Regions from separate parts of the Homo sapiens genome. Here region 1 is linked to region 2. A link is an interaction called in ENCODE POLR2A ChIA-PET data of the cell type or tissue named here. Cell type or tissue: Panc1. All regions are shown on one strand. Links, peaks and the distances in the headings refer to the core of each region. The heading gives the core; the rest is flanking DNA. Region 1 overlaps KDM4B (lysine demethylase 4B). Region 2 overlaps PTPRS (protein tyrosine phosphatase receptor type S).

What was found. Peaks named below come from ENCODE experiments on the same cell type or tissue, not always from the same donor. Only the 100,000 strongest peaks of a DNase experiment are listed, where the experiment ranks them.
Region 1: POLR2A ChIA-PET joins it to region 2 with 17 read pairs; 5 of 35 experiments call an interaction of 5 or more read pairs at or near these places.

Annotation. Positions count from the first base shown.
Region 1 is chr19:4,972,142-4,983,307 of GRCh38, reverse strand. All of the region lies in intron 1 of KDM4B (lysine demethylase 4B), which reads right to left. Among named protein-coding and RNA genes, the nearest start is that of KDM4B, 8.6 kb to the right of the region's middle. In Panc1, for the core only: no CTCF peak of the experiment used is centred there; no DNase peak of the experiment used is centred there.
Region 2 is chr19:5,322,197-5,333,362 of GRCh38, reverse strand. The region is part of intron 1 of PTPRS (protein tyrosine phosphatase receptor type S); the gene reads left to right. Among named protein-coding and RNA genes, the nearest start is that of PTPRS, 13 kb to the left of the region's middle. RefSeq lists enhancers at 2,920-2,999, 3,100-3,209, 10,879-11,148. In Panc1, for the core only: no CTCF peak of the experiment used is centred there; no DNase peak of the experiment used is centred there; H3K27ac peaks cover 297 bases.

The sequences.
Region 1 (11,166 bases), core at 1,168-9,167, 350 kb after region 2:
AGCGTGGGCCCTGGTCCACTAAGCACCAGGACCCCATCTATAGCACCAGGCTGGCATCACGCTCAGTGCATCCGGGGCCAGGGCCCTCCCCAAATGATCAACCACGTAGGGCCAGCTCTCAGGGGAAATACACAATGAATGTCAAAGACAGCACCCAAAAAAAAAAAAAAAAGAAAAGAAAAAGCAGTGTGAAACATCTCACCAACAGTTTTGAAGATGATGATTACATGCTGAAATGATAAAACTGGGGGTATACTGGGTTCAATACAATACACTGTAATAATTAATTTCCCCCATTTCTCTTCACCTTTTAACTCAGCTACCAGAAAATTCAGACACACGGGCTTGTTCTGCATCCTCACTGGACAGCGCTGCCTTAAAACATACATCACTTTTAGGCCAGGTGCAGTGACTCACACCTGTCATCCCAGCATTTTCAGAGGCCAAGGCAGGCAGATCACGAGGTCAGGAGTTTGAGACCAGCCTGGCCAACACAGTGAAACTCTGTCTCTACTAAAAATACAAAAATTAGCTGGGTGTGGTGGCACGCGCCTGTAGTCCCAGCTACTCAGGAGGCTGAGACAGGAGAATCGCTTGAACCCGGGAGGTGGAGGTTGCAGTGAGCCGAGATCTCGCCACTGCACTCCAGCCTGGTTGACACAGTGAGACTCCGCCACAAAAAAAGAAAGAGAGAAAGAGAGAGAGAGAGAGAGAGAACATCACTTTTGGTTATACAGACAAGCCATTAAAAACATAGAAATAAAAATAATTTTAAATTTTTTTAAAAAAAGGAAATACAACATTTTACATATACATCCAGGTTTTCTTCTAGAGGCTTTTTTTTTTTTTTTTTTTGAGACGGAGTCTTGCTCTTGTCACCCAGGCTGGAGCGCAGTGGTGCGATCTTGGCTCACTGCAACCTCCGCCTCTCAGGTTCAAGAGATTCTTATACCTCAGCCTCCTGAGTAGCTGGGATTACAGGCATGTGCCACTGCGTCTGGCTTTTTTTTTTTTTGGAGACAGAATCTCACTGTGCTGCCCAGGCTGGAGTACAGTGGTGCAATCTTGGCTCACTGCAGCCTCCATCTCCCAGGTTCAAGCGATTCTCCTGCCTCAGCCTCCAAGTAGCTGGGATTACAGGCCTGCACCAACACACCAGGCTAATTTTGTGTATTTTTTAGTAGAGACGGGGTTTTGCCATGTTGGCCAGGCTGGTCTCAAACTCCTGACCTCAGGTGATCTGCCCACCTCAGCCTCCCAAAGTGCTGGGATGACAGGCATGAGCCACTGCACCTGGCTCTTCTAGAGGTTTTGTAATCGTTTTAGTAACATGTTCTCATCTCTGCTACATGTGGGGTTGGCTTCTGGCCATGGTGTGAGGCAGGGGTCCACCTTCACCACATGACACTTGGTAGTGTTTAGTTACGTGACCGCCCCCTGCCATGGGGTCTTCCCATGTTCATCAGCAGCCCCTGGGGTACTGATGGGGCACCCCAGGTAACCCACATCCTCTGTCAGGGGAGAGCAGGTGACAGTCCCCAGGCACATCACTGTCCCCACAGGGAGAGCACTGCAGAGCAGGTGGGAAGAGGTGGGGCTTGGCACTGGGCTGACTGTACAGCACCGCCGGTGCCTGGCAGTGTCACCTGCTCCCCTGGAGAACCCACCTGCACTCCCAAGGGGCCCGGCGTGGTGGGGGGGGCTCCCACTCACCCCTTTAACCTCCTGGGGGGACGTCCAGGTGGAGGCTGCTGGGCCCCAGGGGCACATTTAGAACCTGATGGCCACCTCCTAAGGCTCACAACCCTGTCAGGGCTGGGACCAGGCCCCGGACCAGGAAAGGGAAGTGACCCAGGGAGCAGCGTGCTCTCCAACCCCAGGCTGGATTCGCGGGAGCAGCTCTGGGGAAGAAAGGCCCTGGCATCTTCTCACAAGCCCCTCAGGGAGGCCGGCACAGCTAACCAGACAGCGGGGTGACACCAAAAACAGGACGAGGGGGACAGGACAGCCGTCGGGCCCTGGTGTGGTGGACTCAGGGGTCCTGCTCACCAGGGGTGACCTTACAGGACACAGCAAAGGGCAAGTCAGAGCTGTGGTCAGCTGGGGCCACGCTGCCCCATGGAGCGGAGACACAGGGGCCCTGTGGCTGCACAGAGAGGTCCCTGCCAGGGCCCCACTGGCTGAGGCACGCCAGCTCAGGCTGAGAGAAGAGGCCCGTGGCGCGGACTCGCCACTAATGACCTGGAGCCTAGACCCTGTGGCCTCACAGGGTACCTCTGCACCCCTGCAGGCCCGCCGGGCCACTGCACCTCAAAGCCTAGCCGCAGCCCAGCATCCGCCAAGCTGACCCCGCCCACCCCAGCCCCACAAATGGTTTCTATGCTGTGTCTGCCCCGGGGCCATCTCGGCCTGTATTCTGCATGGTGCAGCACAGGAATCCCTGAGCTCTGCCACAGACTGGGGAGAGGATGGGGCTGAAAAAATGAGAACAACTTAAATGCCCACTGAGATGAATGGAAAACAAAACAGGACACCCCCCGCACAGGGGAATAGGATGCAGCCAGGTAAAGAGACAAAGTGGGCCGGGCGCGGTGGCTCACGCCTGTCATCCCAGCACTTTGGGAGGCCGAGGCAGGCAGATGACTTGAGGCCAGGAGTTCGAGACCAGCCTGGCCATGTAACATGGTGAAACCCCATCTCTACTAAAAATACAAAAATTAGCCGGGTGTGGTGGCAGGTGCCTGTAATCCCAGCTACTCAGGAGGCTGAGGCAGGAGAATCACTTGAACCCAGGAGGCGGAGGTTGAGGTGAGCTGAGATCATGCCACTGCACTCCAGCCTGGGTGGCAGAGTAAGACTCCATCTCAAAAAAAAAAAAAAAAAAAAGAAAGAAAAGGGACAAGGCTCTGACACATGCCATGCGTGGATACACCTTGAGAATATCACGCCCACTGAGAGAAGCCAGACACAACAGGCCACACAGTGTGTGACTCCATCTCTATGAAATGTTCAGGACAGGCCAATCCAGAGACAGGAAAGAGATGTGTGGGTACCAGCAGATGGGGGAGGGGATGGATAGTGACCACTGGTGGAGGCAGAGTGCCTTTGTGTAATAATAGAAAGGTTCTAACATTTGATAGTGGTGACGGTTGCACAACTGTGTCAATGTACTAAAAACCACTAAATTGTATCTTTTTTTTTTTGAGAAAAGGTCTTGCTCTGTCACCCAGGCTGGAGTGCAGTGGCATGATCTCAGCTCACTGCAGCCTCCGCCTCCTGGGTTCAAGCGATTCTCATGCCCCAGCCTCCCAAGTAGCTGGGACTACAGGCGTGCACCACTATGCCTGGCTAATTCTTTTGTATTGTTAGTAGAGATGGGGTTTCACCATTTTGCCCAGGCTGGTCTCAAACTCCTGACCTCAAGTGATCTGCCCACCTCAGCCTCCCAAAGTGCTAGGATTGCAGGCATGAGCCGCTGTGCCCAGCCTGAATTGTATACTTTAAGAAGATGAATTTCATAGTATGTGAATGATAGCTCCATAAAAATATATATTTTTTAAAATGGCAGGATCATTTCTAAGGGAGGCTGTCCTAGAAAATTCAGAACCTGGCCAGCACACTGACGCCAATAGTTGGGCAACTGTGAGGTGGCCCTCCCTGGTGACAGGAATGGCTTCTAGACTTGCCAACTAGACTCTGAGCTCCTCGAGGACGGGGCTGCCTGCTGCCTCATGTCCCCATGATCACACTGGTTCGGGTAACACCTCCAGAGACACCCCAGAGCCTGGGTGCCCAGCTGCCTCCAGCATGCCAGGTGGGCTTCACCCTGACCCCATCCCCTCTCAGATCTCCCAGGCCACACCCCCAAGTTCCTCTCGCTACTTCCTCTGCTCTCAAGCTCACAGTCATCTGTGACAGTTCCCACAATGGACAAGGCTCTGCGCAAACAGCAGTTCCTATGGGAAGCCTCCCGGCGCACTGCACTGCCCTGTGCTTCCCTGGGCTTGGTTTTTTGGGGTTTTTTTGAGACATGGTCTTGCTCTGTTGCCCAGGCTGGAGTGCAGTGGTGTAATCATGGCTCACTGTAGGCTCAAACTCCTGGGCTCAAGCAATCCTCCCGCCTCAGCCTCCCGAGTAGCTGGGACTACAGACATAGCCACCACATCTGGCAAATTTTTTCTAGTTTTTGTAGAGATGGGGTCTTGCCATGTTGCCCTTGCTGGTCTTGAACTCCTGGCCTCCACCGATCCTCCCACCTCAGCCTCCCACAGTGCTGGGTTACAGCCATCCGGCCTCCAGGCTTGGTTTCTACCCCTCTTGGCAGTTATTCTCCATCTCCTTCCACCAAGAGGCCCTGCGGGCAGGAGACACTGGTCATCTGGCCACCCTGCGCCCCTGACCAGGCACGCATGAACTTGACAACTCTCACGCGGAGCTGGACAATGCAAACCCACTCAGAGGGACCCAGGGTGTGGCTACAGTGACAGCCATGCTGCCCGAGCTCCCAGTGACCACGCACCAGCCTGGGCCTGACCACACCCGCTCGCTGCAGCCCATCCCTCCTCCCGCGCCCCTGAGCCAGCGACAGGCACAGAATTGCACAGGAGCTGTTTTGATGAACGGCAGCTGCCCTTCAGGCTCTAGCTGAGAAGCAGGCTCTGCTCTGCCTTTGGGGTACGCAGGACACCCGTGGCTAGAGGGGCCAAAAAAATTCTGTGGCTTCCACCAATTCCAGCCCAGACAGACAGTAACATGAGATGCCTTATGTTCTTTTTTTTTTTTTTTTTTTTTTTTTTTTTTTGAGACAGAGTCTCACTCCATTGTGCAGGCTGGAGTGCAGTGGCGTGATCTCAGCTCACTGCAACCTCCACCTCCCAGGTTCAAGCGATTCTCCTCCCTCAGCCTCCCGAGTAGCTGGGATTACAGGCACGTGCCACCGCGCCCGGCTAAGTTTTGCATTTTTAGTAGAGATGGGGTTTCACCACGTTGGCCAGGCTGGTCTTGAACTCCTGACCCCAGGTGATCCACCCTCCTCAGCCTCCCAAAGTGCTGGGATGACAGGCGTGAGCCACTGTGCCTGGCCAAGATGCCTTATGTTCTAGGGGTGTCAAGAGAACGACTTCCTCCGCCTCGTCCCCCCTTCCTGGGGGAAGCAGTTGGAATAGAGCAGGGAGCAGGAGTTGAAATTCCAGAGGCTTGACTCAAGTGCATGCTAGGGACGGCAATCTTCTCTCTCTCCTGAGCAAGACAATCAGATCCACGCGGCCCGACTGCAAGACAGGAGGCCCGCTCTGCCTACAGCCAACACTGTCTGACAGATGGGATTTTAGGAGAGTATGGAGATGCTGCAGGAAGGGGACAACAGCAACATGACGCGACTGTCCCGGTCCAGCAGCCTGGCTTGGGTCCTGCTCGCATCCCAGGGAGCCCAGGGTGGCGCCCCCTCACTCAGGGCACCGAGCCAGAGTGTCAAGGGCTGTCCCCAAGGGCGCCGAGGCTGGCCAGCTTCCAGGCTGCTGCCCAGACATGCTGCAGTCCTGAGTCCCGGCTGAGGGCACAGCCCATTTCCATCCCGCCATGATCAAGGGGTCCACAGCACCCGTGGGTAGTTTCAGGCTGGCTCTGTGGTCAAAAGGAACCCCTGGGACCCATCACACAAAGAGCGATTCTGAATCCACGGCCGGCTAATCTCATACAAATCGTCTGTCTCCACGCTCTCTCCCTGGAGACTAGGGCAGCCGCAAAAACGCAAACAGGCCCACCGCCACTGCCGGCGGCTCGGAAGGTGCCAGCACTTGGGTCCAGCTATGAATGCTGACGGGAGGTCTATGCAGGGGGAAATCCTGCCACCGTGCCCTCAGCTGACGTTTTCACAGCAAGTCACCCAGGCTTGTCTGAAAAACACAACGGTGGTCGCGCCTACCAGCAAACGGGGCCAGGTCTGCGTGAGTGACTGTCACTGTGCACCTGAGAGCCCTCGGGGTCTTGAGGTGCAGCAGCCACTGGGCAGTCGGCCTCGGGATTCTCAGCCTTTGTCCATTGAACAAACACGATCCCAGTCCAGAGCCACAGAGCAACTTCGCGCTCGGCCACCGCCAAAGAGGCACAGCCTGCCAGCAGGGCGGAGATGGCTGGACGCAAACTTGTCATCCATCCCCTCGTGTTTGCTGAGATCACTGAGGTGGATAAAGAAAGAAAAGAAAGAGGGAAGGGAGGAAGAGCCAGAGAAGCAGGGAGAGAGAGGGGGCAAGCAAAAATAAAAAAAAAACAGAAAAGAAAAAGAAAAAGAAAAAAAGACAGGCAACTTTTGAAAGCCAAGAAATTCTGAGCAAGCCTCTCCAGATTGTTTATTTCAATCAAGGAAAGAAAGCATGACCGTAAATTAACGGTACGATTTCTTGACAAGTCAGAACGTTCCTGGGACAGGCCCAAATCTAAGATGCCAAAGACCTACTTGGCTCAGAAAATGCCTGTCAGCCAGGAGAAGAGTGAGACAAAGGAAGTGTGGCCGGGCACAGTCCCCCACTCGGCTACTGACCGCACGATGGCCACCGACGGGCACTTGTCCACTCACTCTACAAAGCTGAGCTCTGCACTGGATAAGCCACCTCCCTCATGAGGCTTTCTGTGCTCAGGGACAGCAGAAACCACCATCTGCGACTCCCCTGCCCCTCCCATCGGGGGCGCTAGCACTGGTAACGAGGAGAGTTCCGATGCTTACAAAACAAAAGCCTTGTGAAATTGTGCAATGCTGTCTTCCTTTTAAACAAACCCTCAGTTCCTGCCAGGTCACACTGAACTCCTTGGGCCGAGTACACGGCTCGACGTGCTTCTGACGCTTGGTGAGCTGTAACAGAAAGGCAGCCGCGTGAATCCCAGAGCAAGAGAGTCTGGCGTCTCAAACAGCGAAGCGTTCCCCCCACCTACACTGTTTGTAGCTGTTTTTTCCCTCCTTTATGGTGAGGCTGTCTGGGTGGATGTCAGCATCGCATTTTCTCACATTCCTGCAGTTTTAAGGATCCTTGAAATGACCCATGACCTTTTTTTTTTTTTTTTTTGAGACTGAGTTTCCCTCTTGTCGCCCAGGCTGGAGTGCAGTGACGTGATCTCAGCTCACTGCAACCCCTGCCTCCAGGGTTCAAGCGATTCTCCTGCCTCAGCCTCCCAACAAGCTGGGATTACAGGCATACACCACCACGCCCAACTAATTTTGTATTTTTAGTAGAGACAGGATTTCTCCATATTGGTCAGGATGGTCTCGAACTCCTGACCTCAGGTGATCCACCCGCCTCGGCCTCTCAAAGTGCTGGGATTACAGGCGTGAGCCACCGCACCCGGCCATGCCCCATTTTTTTTTTAAGGCTAGAATATGACTCTAAATGCTTTGAAGTTAGGAAGATACAAATTCACACTCAGGCTGGGCACGGTGGGTCACGCCTGTAATCCCAGCACTTTGGGAGGCCAAGACAGGCGGATGCCCTGAGGTCAGGAGTTGGAGACCAGCCTGGCCAACATGGCGCAATCCCATCTCTACTAAAAATACAAAAATTAGTCGAGCGTGGTGGCATGCACCTGTAATCCCAGCTACTCAAGAGGCTGAAGTAGGAGAATCGCTTGAATCCGGGAGGTGGAGGTTGCAGTGAGCCGAGATCAGCCCACTGCGCCCCAGCCTGGGCCACAGAGCAAAACTCTGTCTCAAAAAAAAAAAAAAAAATTCATTCACTCAACAAGGAATGTCCACTCAACACCCACCACGTCTAAGGAGCTGCCGTACATTCTAGGGGTCGTGAGGCTGACATGGTTTCCATAGCTTTCCGTAGTGTGGCCCTCACACCCTAGCCAGGTATTTGCAAACTACAACCCACAGGTTCAATCCTGCCCGCCACCTGTTTTTGTACAGCCTGCAGTCTAAGAATGGTTTTGACATTTTTTAGTCGTTGGAGGAAAAAAAAAGCAAAAGAAGAAAAATGTCTTATAATGTAAAAATTGCACGGAATTCACGTTTGTGTCCATAAATAAAGTTTTACTGAAACACAGGCACACTCGCCCACGGGAGCTTTCTTGCTACAACGGCAAAGCAGAGTGGTCTGGACAGAGATGACCTCTGGCTTACAAAGCCAAAAATATTTATTCTCCGGCCCTTCCAGAAAAAGCCCCTGCCCTAGTAGATGAGACAAACAGATACACAAACAGACTAATACCCAGCTCTGATCGTGTGACATGCAAAGGAGGAGAAGTAGGGAAGGGAAGTGACTAGAGTGATAAGGAGCCGGCTGGGTGGAAAGAGAACCAGGCAGCGGGCACAGCAAGTGCACAGGTCCTGCGGCAGGGAAGGGCGGGCAGGGAAGGCGGCTGTGCCAGGAAAGGAGCAGGTGCAGGAGGAAGAAAGGGAGGAAAGGAAGGAAGGACAAGGCCACAGATGACAGAGCGAAGGGGCCACGCGAAAGGGCCCAGAATTTTTCCCAAGGGCAACAGGAAGTCACCGGAAGGTTCTGAGCAGGGGAAAATCTTTTGTTTGTTTGTTTGTTTTGGTTTTTACTCCTTTGACTACCTTCTTTTTTTTTTTTTTGGAGACAGAGTCTCGCTCTGTCTCCCAGACTGGAGTGCAGTGGTGTGATCTTGGCTCACTGCAGCCTCTGCCTCCCAGGTTCCAGAGATTCTCGTGCCCCCACATCCCGAGTAGCTGGGACTACAGGCGCCCACCACCATGCCCGGCTGATTTTTGTATTTTTGTAGAGATGGGATTTCACTATGTTGGCCAGGCTGGTCTCAAACTCCTGACCTCAGGTGATCCTCCCGCCTCGGCCTCTCAAAGTGCTGGGATTACAGGCGTGAGCCACCACACCTGGCCAGTTTTTTATTTTATGTATTTATTTACTTACTTACTTACTTATTTATTTATTTTTGAGATGGAGTCTCGCTCTGTCGCCCAGGCTGGAGTACAGTGGCGCGATCTCAACTCACTGCAAGCTCCGCCTCTCGGGTTCACACCATTCTCCTGCCTCAGCCTCCCGAGTAGCTGGGACTACAGGCACCGGCCACCACCATGCCCGGGTAATTTTTTTTGCATTTTTAGTAGAGACGGGGTTTCACGGTGTTAGCCAGGATGGTCTCGATCTCCTGACCTTGTGATCTGCCCGCCTTGGCTCCCAAAGTGCTGGCTTTACAGGCGTGAGCCACTGCGCCCGGCCACTTATTTATTTTTTTGAGACGGAGTCTTGCCCTGTCACCCAGGCTGGAGTGCAGTGGCAGGATCTCGGTGCAATTCTCCTGTCTCAGTCTCCCAAGTAGCTGGGACTACAGGTGTGCACCGCCACGCCCAGTTAATTTTTTTATTTTTAGAAGAGACGAGGTTTCACCATGTTGGCCAGGCTGTTCTCGAACTCCTGACCTCAGGTGATCCGCCCGCCTCAGCCTCCCAAAGTGCTGGGATTACAGGCATGAGCCACCGCACCCAGCCAGTTTTTTTTTTTTTTTTTTTTTAATATGCTTTGTTTCAGAGAGCAGTTTTAGGTTCACAGCAAAACTAAGCAGGAGGTAGAGACTTCCCATGTTCCCCGCCCCAACAGGGAAGGCCATTTTCCGAGCTCCTCAAGGGAGCAGGAGGGAATAGACGGACCCAGATCTAACCAAGTCCAGCATCCTAGAACAGGCCAGTCACGCAGGGAGTGAGCTTGAAAATTAATTTGTCCAAAAACCAAGAAACATCAATTCGTCAATCCACTCCCCCCTCAGTATTTGGGAAGATACAAATTTTCTTTTTTTTAATATAGTGGTTAAGCTCATTTGAACGCGAATTAGTAAAAGTATGTGCAACTTGGCCGAGCATAGTGGCTCATGCCTGTAATCCCAGCACTTTGGGAGGCCGAGGCAGGCGGATCACTTGAGGTCAGGAGTTTGAGACCAGCCTGGTCAACATGGTGAAACCCCGTGTCTACTAAAAATACAAAAGTTAGCAGGGTGTGGTGGCGGGCACCTGTAATCCCAGCTACTCGGGAGGCTGAGGCCAGAGAATCACTTGAACCCGGGAGGCGGAGGTTGCAGTGAGCTGAGATCTAGCCACTGTACTCCAGCCTGGGTGACAGAGTGAGATTCTGTCTCAAAATAAATAAATAAAAGTATGTGCAACTAGCACATTAACGTTCCACAACTCTGGGGACATTACTGTTCAGGAAGAGGCCAAGATCAAAGAGGTGAGTCATTTTTAAATGGACTTAAAGAAAACTGTCTGGCAAATCGACAGGTCAGGGCTATGGTGACTGGGAGGGTGTGGAAGTGCCACCCCTGGGGGCAGCCAAGCAAGCCTGGGCAAGGACCTGCCAAAGCTCAGAGGCCAAAGAGCAGCCCAGGAAGACCCGGAGCTCAGAGGCCAGAGAGCAGCCCAGAAGACCCCACAGATGCCGGGCTGCCCCTCATTGCAGGGCGTGCAGGGGACCCCGTGGGGGCTCCTGTCCTCTCAGGTGGAAGCTGCCACCCTGGAAGGGCAGAAGGACAGTCACGGAGAACCTGAACAACCAGGTGAGGAGTGTGTCCGGGACACAGTTTGCAAATAGGAGTCACTCACTGCTAAAGGGTGAGTGGGGAGGAAAGAAAGGGAGCTGAGGCCCATCACGGTCACAGCACACCATGAGCTACTGCAGGGCTGAAGGCCAAGTCCAAGGTTCTCACTGCGGGGTTGACAGTGCTTCCCAGGGGACATTTTTGGTTGCTACCGCTTAGGGGACAGGGTGCTACTAGCATCTGGTGGGTGGTGGTCAGGGATATTGTTCACACTCACCCTACGGTGCCCAGGACAGCCCCGCCACAGAATGTCCCAGCCCAGAACGTGGATAGGGCAGAGGTGGGGAGACCCTGACAGGGCAGAGGGCCTTGCTGTGTAATAAACCGGCTCCGAACTCAGAGCTCCTGGCACCCTGCAAGCTTCAGCGCCTTTTACCCGCTTTGATCCTCACAACCACCTGGGAGGGAGGTGTTCCCATTACACCCATTTTACAGAGAAGAAAGCAAGGCCCAGAGAGGGGAAGTGACTGCCTCAGAGGAGGGATCTGAATCCAGGTCTCTCCAACTCTGAAGCCTGTGTGGGGCATGGGACAGAGGGCAGAGATCCAGAGACGTCGTCAAGACCACCAGATGAGAACGGAGCCCAGGCTGGGCCCCTGCTCTTCT
Region 2 (11,166 bases), core at 1,381-9,380:
AGCTGACTTTTGTATTATTATTATTATTATTATTATTATTTATTTATTTTTTTTTTGTAGAGATGGGTTTCACCATATTGCTCAGGCTGGTCTCAAACTCCTGGGTTCAAGCTATCTGCCTGCCTTGGCCTCGGAAAATGCTGGGATTCCAGGTGTGAGCCACCACACCTGGCGAATTGGCATTTTTTATTTATTTTTTATTTTATTTTATTTATTTGAGACAGTCTTGCTCTGTCGCCAGGCTGGAGTGCAACGGCGTGATCTCAGCTCACTGCAATCTCCGCCTCCCGGGTTCAAGTGGTTCTCCTGCCTCAGCCTCCCGAGTAGCTGGGATTACAGGCACCCGCCACCACATCTGGCTAATTTCTGTATTTTTGGTAGAGATGGGGTTTTACCCCATTGGCCAGGCTGGTCTCAAACTCCTGACATCAAGTGATCCGCCTGCCTTGGCCTCCCAAAGTGCCGGGATTACAGGCGTGAGCCACCGCGTCTAACAAATTGCATTTTTTAGATGTGCGGTCAGAGTTCTCTGAAAGCCCCCAGAGCTGGGCTGCCAACATCAGGATCAACAGAAAACCTGGAATGTTGGGAATGCTTCTTGGAACATCTGTCAGGCCAAGGCCCAGAGAGGGAGAGCAACTTGCCCAAGACCACACAGCCATGCCTGCCTGCCTGCTGCTGGGCCTTGCGCAGGAGGATGGACAGGGACCCCTTTCACCAGTCCAAAGGGAGAAACCGAGGCAGGAAGCCATGGCGGGTGTGTGATTCTCAAGCCATAACGCCTGTCAGGGCTGGAGTCTCCACTCCAGCGGGTCGTATGGGCCAAAAAGGCTTCTTCAACCTCCAAGGAAGCCCTGAATGGCTCCAGGGCCAGATCTGTTGGTTTTTCCAAGGAAAAGCAGAAATCTAGATTTTAAGTAAAATTGCCCAATTTTGGCTGGGCATGATGGCTCACGCCTGTAATCCCAGCACTTTGGGAGACCAAGGCAGGCAGATCACCTAAGGTCAGAAGTTTGAGACCAGCCTGGCCAACATGGTGAAACCCCGCCTCTACTAAAAATACAAAAATAATCTGGGCATGGTGGTGCATACCTGTAATCGCAGCTACTTGGGAGGCTGAGACAGGAGAATCGCTTGAACCTGGGAGGCGGAGGTTGCAGTGAGCTGAGATCATGCCACTTGCACTCCAGCCTGGGCGATAGAGTGAGACTCTGTCTAAAAAAAAAAAAAAATTGCCCTATTTTAACATCCTTGGGTTGAAACATCTTAACATGGCACAGTACAGAAATCCAGGGCCACCGTGGACTTTGACCCCTTCCCCAACAATTAAAAGTTGCGTGACTTCTGACACCTCCATTGCCGTCCGCGGGCCTCAGTTTCCAGGCCTGTGAAATGGGTTTAAGACTCCCAGCCACCTCTGCGGTTCTTTAGAGGCACCAGTGTGATAGCTTACAGAGAGTGCTGAGAACAGGGCCTGGGCCAGCGTCCGCGCTCGATAAACGTTGGCTCTGATTATATTAATATTGGTCATAATGATAAACTTGACTTAAATTAAATACTGCGTAGAAGGAAGCCGGCTGTCCCGCGGGGCAGGGCTGCGAATTATCTACTGGCGGCAGGACCTGCTTCTCCATCCCTCGTTCTTTCTGTAGCGCAGTCGTTTGCTCTTGGGGCTGGAGCACCCGGGTTACCAGTATTACTCGTTGAGTGTACTGCTGTGGTTCTCAGCCGGGGTCACTTTTGCTCCCCTGGGCACACTTGGCAACGTCTGGGGACATTTTTGGGTGTCATGTCCAGGGGGGTGCTGCTGGTATGGAGTAGGTGGAAGCCAGAGATGCTGCTCAACTCTGTGTAATGGCCAGGATGACCCCATCCCAGATAATGACCCCACCCTCATGTACACTGTGCTGAGGTTTAGAAACCCTGATTTTGCCAGGCATGGTGGCTCACGTCCATAATCCCAACACTTTGGGAGGTTAAAGCGGGAGGATTGCTTGAGCCTAGGAGTTCAAGATCAGACTGGGCAACACAGTGAGACCTCATCTCTACAAAAAACAAAAAAAAATCAGCCGAGGGTTGGGGTGCACACGTACGGTCCCAGCTACTGGGGAGGCTGAGGTGGGAGGATTGCTTGAGCCTAAGAGTTTGAGGCTGCAGTGAGCTATGATTGCATCACTCCACTCCAGCCTGGGCAACAGAGCAAGGCCTTCTCTTTTTTTTTTTTTTTTTTTTTTAAAAAAAGAAGCCCTGACTTATGCTGAAGACCCAAGACAGCGAGAGAAATCAGGCAGATGGTGCCTTTGTCCCTGAGCGTCCACCCAACACGCTCCCTGACGTCTCGCGGGGCCAGAACGCTTAGATTGCTAATGGGTTCCCTCTGCACATCTGTCCTGGTTCCACTGCCCCATTGATTATTGGAAGTGGGTAATTGCCCCTGTCGGATGAATTCTAGAGAGTGTGAACTGCCGGGGTTTCCGGCAACAGTGCTGGCTTCAACTCCCAGATATCAGCAGGGTGCAGAGAGGCTGCCAGGTCCCAGGACTTTTTCTCTTGGCCCCATCTGGCCCTGGGAGCCCAGACTCCGGCCCTGCTGGGGAAGGGCATTAGGGGTCTGAACGCCCCAGGTTCGGATCCTGACAAAGACCCTCCCTGGCTGTGTGAGATGACCTCATTATTTCCTTCCCCTGAGCCTCAGTTTTCTCATCTGTGAAATGGGGACGAGTCTTGCCTGCTGCATCACTGGGAATTCAGTGGTGTCACATTGATAACGGGGCCAGGAGCCCAAGGTGCACAGGAGGAGCTGGATGAGTCTACCCTCTCTCCCCACAGCTTCGTGAACCGTTAGGGGTGATGAGGTTGGAACCTCAAACCCACATTCTCCAAACAGCTGCAACAGAGGAGAACTAACCCAAGCGGGCGGAAAGTCCCCCGTGGTGGGGGCCGCTAATGCTCCGCCACCAGTACCAGTGTGCCTGGCCCTGTGTTTTCTCATTTCCTCCTCAGAACTGCCCTGAGAGGTGGCAGGTGTCCCCTTGTCTTGCGGATGGGGAAACTGAGGCACAAAGGAAGGGTGAGAACTGGGAATGACAAGCCCTTTCTCAGGTTTACAGAGGCGTTGTTTCTGGACAGGATGTCGTTTCTACACTCCTGGAGGCTGCACCCAGGCCCAGCTTCACGGGGGCCCTGCAGTCACTCGGGGGCCCACGATCAGAAGGGGCTGCATTTAGATGGATGCTCTGTTGATGCCGTCTGGAAATTCTTAATAATTTTTTTTTTTTTTTTTTTTGAGACAGAGTCTTGCTCTGTCACCCAGGCTGGAGTGCAATGGCGTGATCTCGGCTCACGGCAACTTCCACCTCCTGGGGTCAAGAGATTCTGCCTCAGCCTTCCAGGTAGCTGGGATTATAGGCATGTGCCACCATGCTCGGCGGCTAGTTTTTGTATTTTTGGTAGAGACAGAGTTTCAGCATGTTGGCCAGACTGGTGTTGAACTCCTGAGATCAGGTGATCCACACACCTCGGCCTCTCAAAGTGCTGGGATCCCAGGCGTGAGCCACCATGCCCGACCTGGAAATTCTTAATTTTTTTTTTTTTTTAGGAGATGGAGTGTTGCTCTGTTGCCCAGGCTGGAGTGCAGTGGCATGATCTCAGCTCACTGCCAGCTCCACCTCCCGGGTTCACGCCATTCTCCTGCCTCAGCTTCCCCAATAGCTGGGACTACAGGCGCCCACTATTACACCCGGCTAATTTTTTGTATTTTTAGTAGAGACAGAGTTTCACTGTGTTAGCCAGGATGGTCTTGATCTCCTGACCTCGTGATCTGCCCGCCTCAGCCTCCCAAAGTGCTAGGATTCCAGGCGTGAGCCACTGTGCCCGGCCTTAATAATTTTTAAACAAGGAAAACCCCACGGTTTCATTTTGCACTGGGGGCTGCAATTCTGTAGCTGGATTGTTAGCTACGATGTAGCCAGAGGCCACTTCCCACAGTGGCTGGGAGCAAAGATGTTATCGGCCAGGATGTGTTTTTGCCCCTTACGAGCTGTGTGACTTCGGGGAAGTCACTTTCCCTCTCTGGATGGCACCCTCAGACTCCTCTCTGTGGGCCGCTGGCCTCATCTCTCCTCCTCTTCCCCTCCCCTTTGTCCGTTCCACTCCATGTAGACCTATCCTTCTCCTGTTTCCACCTCCAGGCCTTTGTCCTTGCTCTGCCGGGAGCTCTGTTTCTGGCCAGGCCACCCCTACCCCGCCATTGCCTCCCGCACCCCGTTTTGTTTTCCCTCACGATATCGCTCTGTCTGCAACCCCTTTAGGACCTAAGCTCCGCCACACCTCACCCGCCCCTCCAGATCAGCCCGTCTGGCTCCTGGGAGCTACCGCCTGGCCTGCGTGTACCAGCATTGCCACGTCTAATGACCTTGATCAGGCAGGTAATGATGGGGAAAGCCCTGCCTCGGCAGCTCACAGCAAGAGCCCCCTGGTCCTGCTCTGAGAGTACTCGGAGTGGGTGATGTTGCAGGGAGAGGCAGCCACAGTGACCTCAACCTCCTGAGTAGCTGGGATTACTGGCACGCACCACCATGGCTGGCTGTATTTTTAGTAGAGACTGGGTTTCACCATGTTGGCCAGGCTGGTCTTGAACTCCTGTCCTCAGGTGATCCACCTGTCTCAGCCTCCCAAAGTGCTGGGATTAAAGCTCAGCTCACTCTGCCCTTGGGCAGGGAGGCCAGGAGACTGGGTTCCCAGCGGAAATGCTGTGTGCTCTCAGCTACTTGCTCACCCTCTCTGAGCTGATGAATATCCGTAGTGTCTGGCAAGAAGTGGTAAGGGCCGGGCGCGGTGGTTCACGCCTATAATCCCAACACTTTGGGAGGCTGAGGCAGGTGGATCACCTGAGGTCAGGAGTTCGAGACCAGCCTGAGCAACATGGTGAAACCCCTTTTCTACTAAAAATACAGCCAGCTGTGGTGGTGCACGCCTGTAATCCCAGCGCTTTGGGAGGCCGAGACTGGTGGATCACCTGAGGTCAGGAGTTTGAGACCAACCTGGCCAACATGGTGAAACCCAGTCTCTACTAAAAATACAGCTGGCCGTGGTGGTGTGTGCCAGTAATCCCAGCTACTCAGGAGGTTAAGTCAGGAGAATCGCTTGAACCCGGGAGGCAGAGGTTGCAGTGAGCCAAGATTGTGCCATTGCACTCCAGCCTGGGCAATAGAGTGAGACTCTGTCTCAAAACAAAAACAAAAAAAAACAAAAGAAGTGGTAAGGAATGGCTTTGAGGGTGATGTCTCTGAGTAATTGGCTTCAAGCCAGGGGTCTGAGGACCAGTGTCAGGAGGTCAGGGAACTCTAAAACAGTCTGTGAGATTTCTTGTCTCCTGAGGAGAAGGTGAGAGGCCCAAAGGGTCTGGGGACCCCCAGAAAGTGTACAGTGGTTGGGCCAGATGATTTTAAGAGTCAACCAGTACCCGGGCATGGTGACTCATGGCTGTAATCCCAATACTTTGGGAGGCTGAGATGGGAGGATTGCTTGAGGCTAGGAGATCGAGTCCAACCTGGGCAACATAGGAAGACCCCATCTCTATAAAAAGTAAAAAAATTAGCCGGGTGTGGTGGTGTGCACCTGTAATCCCAGCTACTCAGGAGGCTGAGGTGGGAGGATTGCTTGAGCCCAGGAGTTTGAGGCTGCAGTGAGCTATGATCATGCCCCATTGCACTCTGGGTAACAGAGCGAGACCCTGTCTCTAAAAACAAAAAGAACTGAGCCAGGCCTGATGGATGTTGGGCACCCTGTGTGTCTGGCCAGACAGGTGGAGAAGTTACTGAGGAGCTCACCAGGAATGGGCCAGGGGATCTTTGGGGGATCGGGTTTAGCATTTGAATGGTGCAAGTTTGAATCATGTCTGAGCTGCTTGTTCAGTGTGACCCTGGGGCAGTGGTTTCACCCTCCAGGGCCTCAGTTTTCTCGTCTGCAAAATGGGGGTGAGGCTGTCTCTTGGGTAGAAGGGTCTTGGTATTGGAAGGATCTATGCTAAACACGCTTGGAGTAAGCCCCAAACTGGCTAAGATATCATAAAATACAGCTTGATGATCAGTGCCCTCTGGAAGCAAGGTCGCAGGACCTGCATATGGGGCTTGGGGGCGCTGGGGAGTCGCTGTGTCCGGGGTATTGAGTTGCGCTTGGAGTGTGCCCACTGCAGTGCGGAGAGCAGATTGGCGGGCACCTACGGCAAGCCCTGCGCAGACCGAGTCGCAGGGCAGGCTGCCACGCTGGCAGGAGCTGGGCTGGGAGTGCGAGCGGGGCTACCCTTGGACCACCTCAGCCTCAGTGGGGAAACTGAGTCACGTCAATGTGGACAGAACCCTCAGCAGGTGTGGAGGGTCAGTTGTGACTCTCTAGGTCTGTGCCGAGGTCACTCTGCAGGGTCTTTGGACTCTATATCTGGTGTTTTGCTGCCCCATCGCCTAAGGACTAGCTAGCTTGCTTGCTTCATTCCTTCTTTCCTTCCTTCCTTCCTTTTTCTTTCTTTCTCTCTTGTTCTTTCTTTACTTCTATCCTCCCTCCCTCCCTCCCTCCTTCCTTCCTTCTCTTCCCTTCTTTCTCCTTCCTTCTCCCTCATTTTCTCTTTCTCTTCTCTTCCTTTCTTTTCTTCGTTTCTTTTTTTTTTCTTTCTTTTTCTTTTGACAGCATCTCACTCTGTCACCCAGGCTGGAGTGCAGTGGCACGATCATAGCTCACTGCAGCCCCAAGCTCCTGGGCTCAGGCGATCCTCCCGCCTCAGCCTCGCAAAGCGCTGGGATTACAGGCACGAGCCACCGTGCCCAGCCAGTACTTGACACGTTTTGTTTAAACCCATTCTCTTTTAAAACGTAAAAGAGAAAACTTTGTCTTGCTCTTGTGAACGGAAACCTGGTATGTCCTTGAAGGTACAACCTTAAAAATAAATGTGGTGAGAGCAAAACAAGGGCATTAAATTCTTGCTGCTTTTGCCTCTGTCTGTTCCAGGCTGAAAGCTGAAGCCTGAGCACCCCTGAGGTGTTTAAGACATCCTAGCACCCACCTGAGGCTTTTAGCCTTAAGCCCAGCACAGAATGACCCCCTTGCTGGTTGAGTCAGTATTTTGTTTTGTTTTCTTGAGATGGAGTCTCACTCTGTCGCCCAGGCTGGAGTGCAATGGCCCGATCTCGGCTCACTGCAACCCCCACCTCCCGGGTTCAAGCGATTCTCCTGCCTCAGCCTCCCGAGATGCTGGGATTACAGGCGTGTGTCACCACATACGGCTAATTTTTGTATTTTTGGTAGTGACAGCGTTTCACCATGTTGGCCAGGCTGGTTTCGAACTCCTGACCTCAAGTGATCTGCCTGCCCCAGCCTCCCCAGGTGCTGGGATTACAGGCATGAGCCACCATGCCTGTCCCAGTGTTATTGAATGTGACTACAACTGTTTGGGGCATCTCCTGGACTTTCTGGGAGGCTGAGCCCCTTCTGCCTTCGGCCTGAATTTCTTGAACTGAGCGTTGCTTCCCCATGGCCTGGGGAGAAGGTGATTTCTTCCTGAATTCAATTAATGAGCCTATTAAAAACTATTTATTTTCCCTGACAGTTGTTTACTGAGGAGAAGGAGATGAATTGGCCGGTGTCCTCGGCAGGCAGGAAGGAGGCTGAATGGGGGTGCTTGGTGGCTCAGCCCCAGTGCTTGGGGAGCACAGATTGCCGGTGGGGGCCTGTCCTTGGGGACGCCTTGGGCAGAGCCTGTGCTTGGGTCGTGGCCACTGCTTCTGACCTTGGAGTCTTTTGGGAGGTGGATGTTGGAATGAGTGAAACCGTCGTGGTGTGGAGGCAGGGGGCCGGCCCCGATGACGTCTCTCTTCTCTTTCCAGGTTAAAATGTCTCAGATGCGCTGGTTTGAGACCCAAGACCTGGCCCCATGGCCCACATGAGATATTGTGGCGGGATCTCCCAATATCCCATCATATCCCCCGACTCCGTAGCAGTTGAACTTTACAATTTTTATCTGGGCACATGGCCACCTGGGGGAAAGAAAACATTTCTCAGTGCACCTTGCAGCTGTCTGTGCCATATGATTCAATGCTGACCCATGGCGTAAATAAGCAGGATTTTCTGGAAATGCCTTTCAAGAGAAGTGGCACATGCTCCTCTCTACCTGTCAGCTGGAATATGGAGATGATGGCAGGTGCTCAGGCAGCCATTTTGGACCATGAGGCAGGTGTCATAGATAAGAATGGGGGATCAAAGAGGTGGAAGGGGCCTGGGCCCCAGTGATTGTCGGGGAGGGGAAAATAACCCTGAATGGCCAACCTGGCAGCTTCCCTTAGGTGAAAAGAGAAATCATTCCTTATTTGTGCTTTTTCTGGCATTTGCAATTCAACTGGATCCAAACGGTGGCAGAACATGAACCTTGGGACACCTTCTGGGGATGTGGCTCTCCTGGGGATGTGGCTCTTCTTGCCCCTGTGCTCCAGAGACCCCAGACTCGAAGTTTTGCAAACAGTGTGAGGATGGGGATGATGGTGAACGACCAAGCATGATGGGTGCTGACACGGATCCCACCTCTAGCTGAGTGCCTCGTGGTCCTGTTGAATCTGCACAGCCCTGTGAGAAGCCTGCAACCACTGCCCCACTTTCGCAGATAAGGAAACCGAGGCTCAGAGAGGGGATGTGACTTGTGCAGGGTCACACAGCAAGTAGAGTTGAGTTAGGATTGGGCTGACCCCACGCTTTGTGGCAGGGCTGCATCCTGACACACCTGGGGGCCTCCCCCCTTTAACCCATGGGTCACTACCTCCTTCTCCTCTCCTCCTCCATTGCAACCATCAGATCTGGCCCTGGTCTGATCAGCTGCCGCCAGCCTGGGACAGGCCAATAGGGACATGAGAGTGAAAACTGTGTCCCCTTCCATACACAAAATGCTCCCAGGCACAGGGGTCACTGTCTTCTCCTGGGTCCTGCCAGGGGAAGCGGGTTTCAGGTTCAGAGTACAGAGCCTAAGACCCTAAAAATAATACAAGCCAATGTATGCTGAGCACTTGCTGTGTGCCGGACTGTGCGCTGAGTACTGTACACAGGCCAGCTTGCTTTCCCTTTTTTTCTTTCTTTTTTTTTTTTTTTTTTTTTTTTTGAGGCAGGGTTTCGCTCTGTCTCCCAGGCTGGAGTGCAGTGGCATAATCTTGGCTCACCACAGCCTCTGTCTCAGGTTCAAGCGATTCTCCTGCCTCAGCCTCCCGAGTAGCTGGAATGACAGGCACGTGCCACCATGCTGGCTGATTTTTGTATTTTTTGTAGAGATGGGGTTTCACCATGTTGGCCAGGCTGGTTTTGAACTTCTGAGCTTAAGCATTCCACCCACCTTGGCCTCCCAAAGTGCTGGTATTACAGGCATGAGCCACTGCACGTGGCCTTCATTTTTTCATTTTTGTTCTATCCTCTGCCTCCACCTGGTCCAGCTCCCATCATCACCTGGACCAACACGGTCACCTCTGCTCTGGTGTGACCCCAGCCCTCATTCCCACAGTCTGTCTTCCCACAATGACATCTTTCAGTTCTTGAGTCAGGTCCCATCCCTCCTCTGCCTATAGCCCTCTATGGCTCTCACCTCTTGGGGGAAAACCCCAAGTCCTCCCTGTAGCCCACCAGGCCTTGCACAACCTGCTCCATCCCTTCCCTGCCGTCCCCTCCTTCCTCTCTCCCCGTCCTCACTCTGTTCCAGCCACACGGGCCTCCTCGCTGTTCCTCCAATACACCAGGCATGGTCCCGCCCCAGGGCCTTTGCACAGTCTGTGCCCTCTGCCTGGAATGCTTTTCCCCAAACAGCAACCTCCCTGACTTCCTTCACGTCTCAGGTCACTTTTAAATGAGGCCTCCCCGATCACCCTATTTAAACTTGCAGCCTGCCCCACCACCTAGTTTCCTGTCTTCCCCCTTCTGCTCTCTTTGACTCAAAGCCCTTGCCACCATTTCTCTGTTGAATGCTTTTTTGTTTGTTTTTTTGAGACGGAGTTTCACTCTGTCACCCAGGCGGGAGTGCAGTGGTGTGATCTTGGTTCATGCAACCTCTGCCTCCCGGATTGAAGCAATTCTCCTGCCTCAGCCTCCTGAGTAGCTGGGATTACAGGCATGTGCCACCATGCCCAGCTAATTTTTCTGTATTTTTAGTAGAAATGGGGTTTTGCCATGTTGGTCAGGCTGGTCTCAAACTCCTGACCTCAAATGATCTGCCCTCCTCGGCCTCCCAAAGTGCCAGGATTAGAGGCGTGAGCCACCTCTCCCAGCCTCGAATGCTTCATACTCATTATCTGCTTCTCTCCTCCTCTACCATGTCCATGGCAGCATCTGCACACAGTAGGGCTCCAGGCATACATTTTGCCTAAGCAGCTCTTCCCAGGGGAAGAAATGAGGCTCTGAAATGCATGAGGTCTGTTTTTTCTTTTTCTTCTTCTTCTTCTTCTTTTTTTTTTTTTTTTTTTTTGAGACGGAGTTTTGCTCTTGTTGCCCAGGCTTGAGTGCAATGGTACGATCTTGGCTCACTGCAACCTCCACCTCCCGGGTTCAAGCGATTCTCCTGCCTCAGCCTCTCGAATAGCTGGGATTATAGGCGTGCGCCACCATGCCCGGCTAATTTTGTATTTTTAGTAGAGGCAGGGTTTCACCATGTTGGTCAGGCTGGTCTCGAACTCCCTGCCTCAGGTGATCCGCCCGCCTCAGCCTCCTAAAGTGCTGGGATGACAGGCATGAGCACCGCGCCCGGCCGCCTGAGGTCTTTCTGCGGGCTGGAGGCAGTGCTTGCGGGGAGCAGGTGGCTTCCACGTTCTTGCTTTTAACCACCCCCAACCCGGGAGTCGGCCAGTCGGGGCGGGCTCGAGTCGGTCCCCGCGGCTGCTTCTTCCTCCCACCCCCGCATTCTCACCTCAGCCTCCAGAAATAGCCCCTTTAAAATAGCCACGTCCTCGAGTTCCGGGGCCTCTGCCTGCCCACGGACGTGGTGCTGCGCTGACGGGCCAGCCTCCTGAGTGCTGTGGGGTTTTTAAAAATATAGCTGGTGTTAGGTGATATTACCTCCCTTTTAAGCCTGAAAAAGCCCAGCCACCAACAGGGCTGTGTGTCACTGTGGATACTCCAGCAAGGCACGGCCGCGAGGGTGTCTGCTGTGCA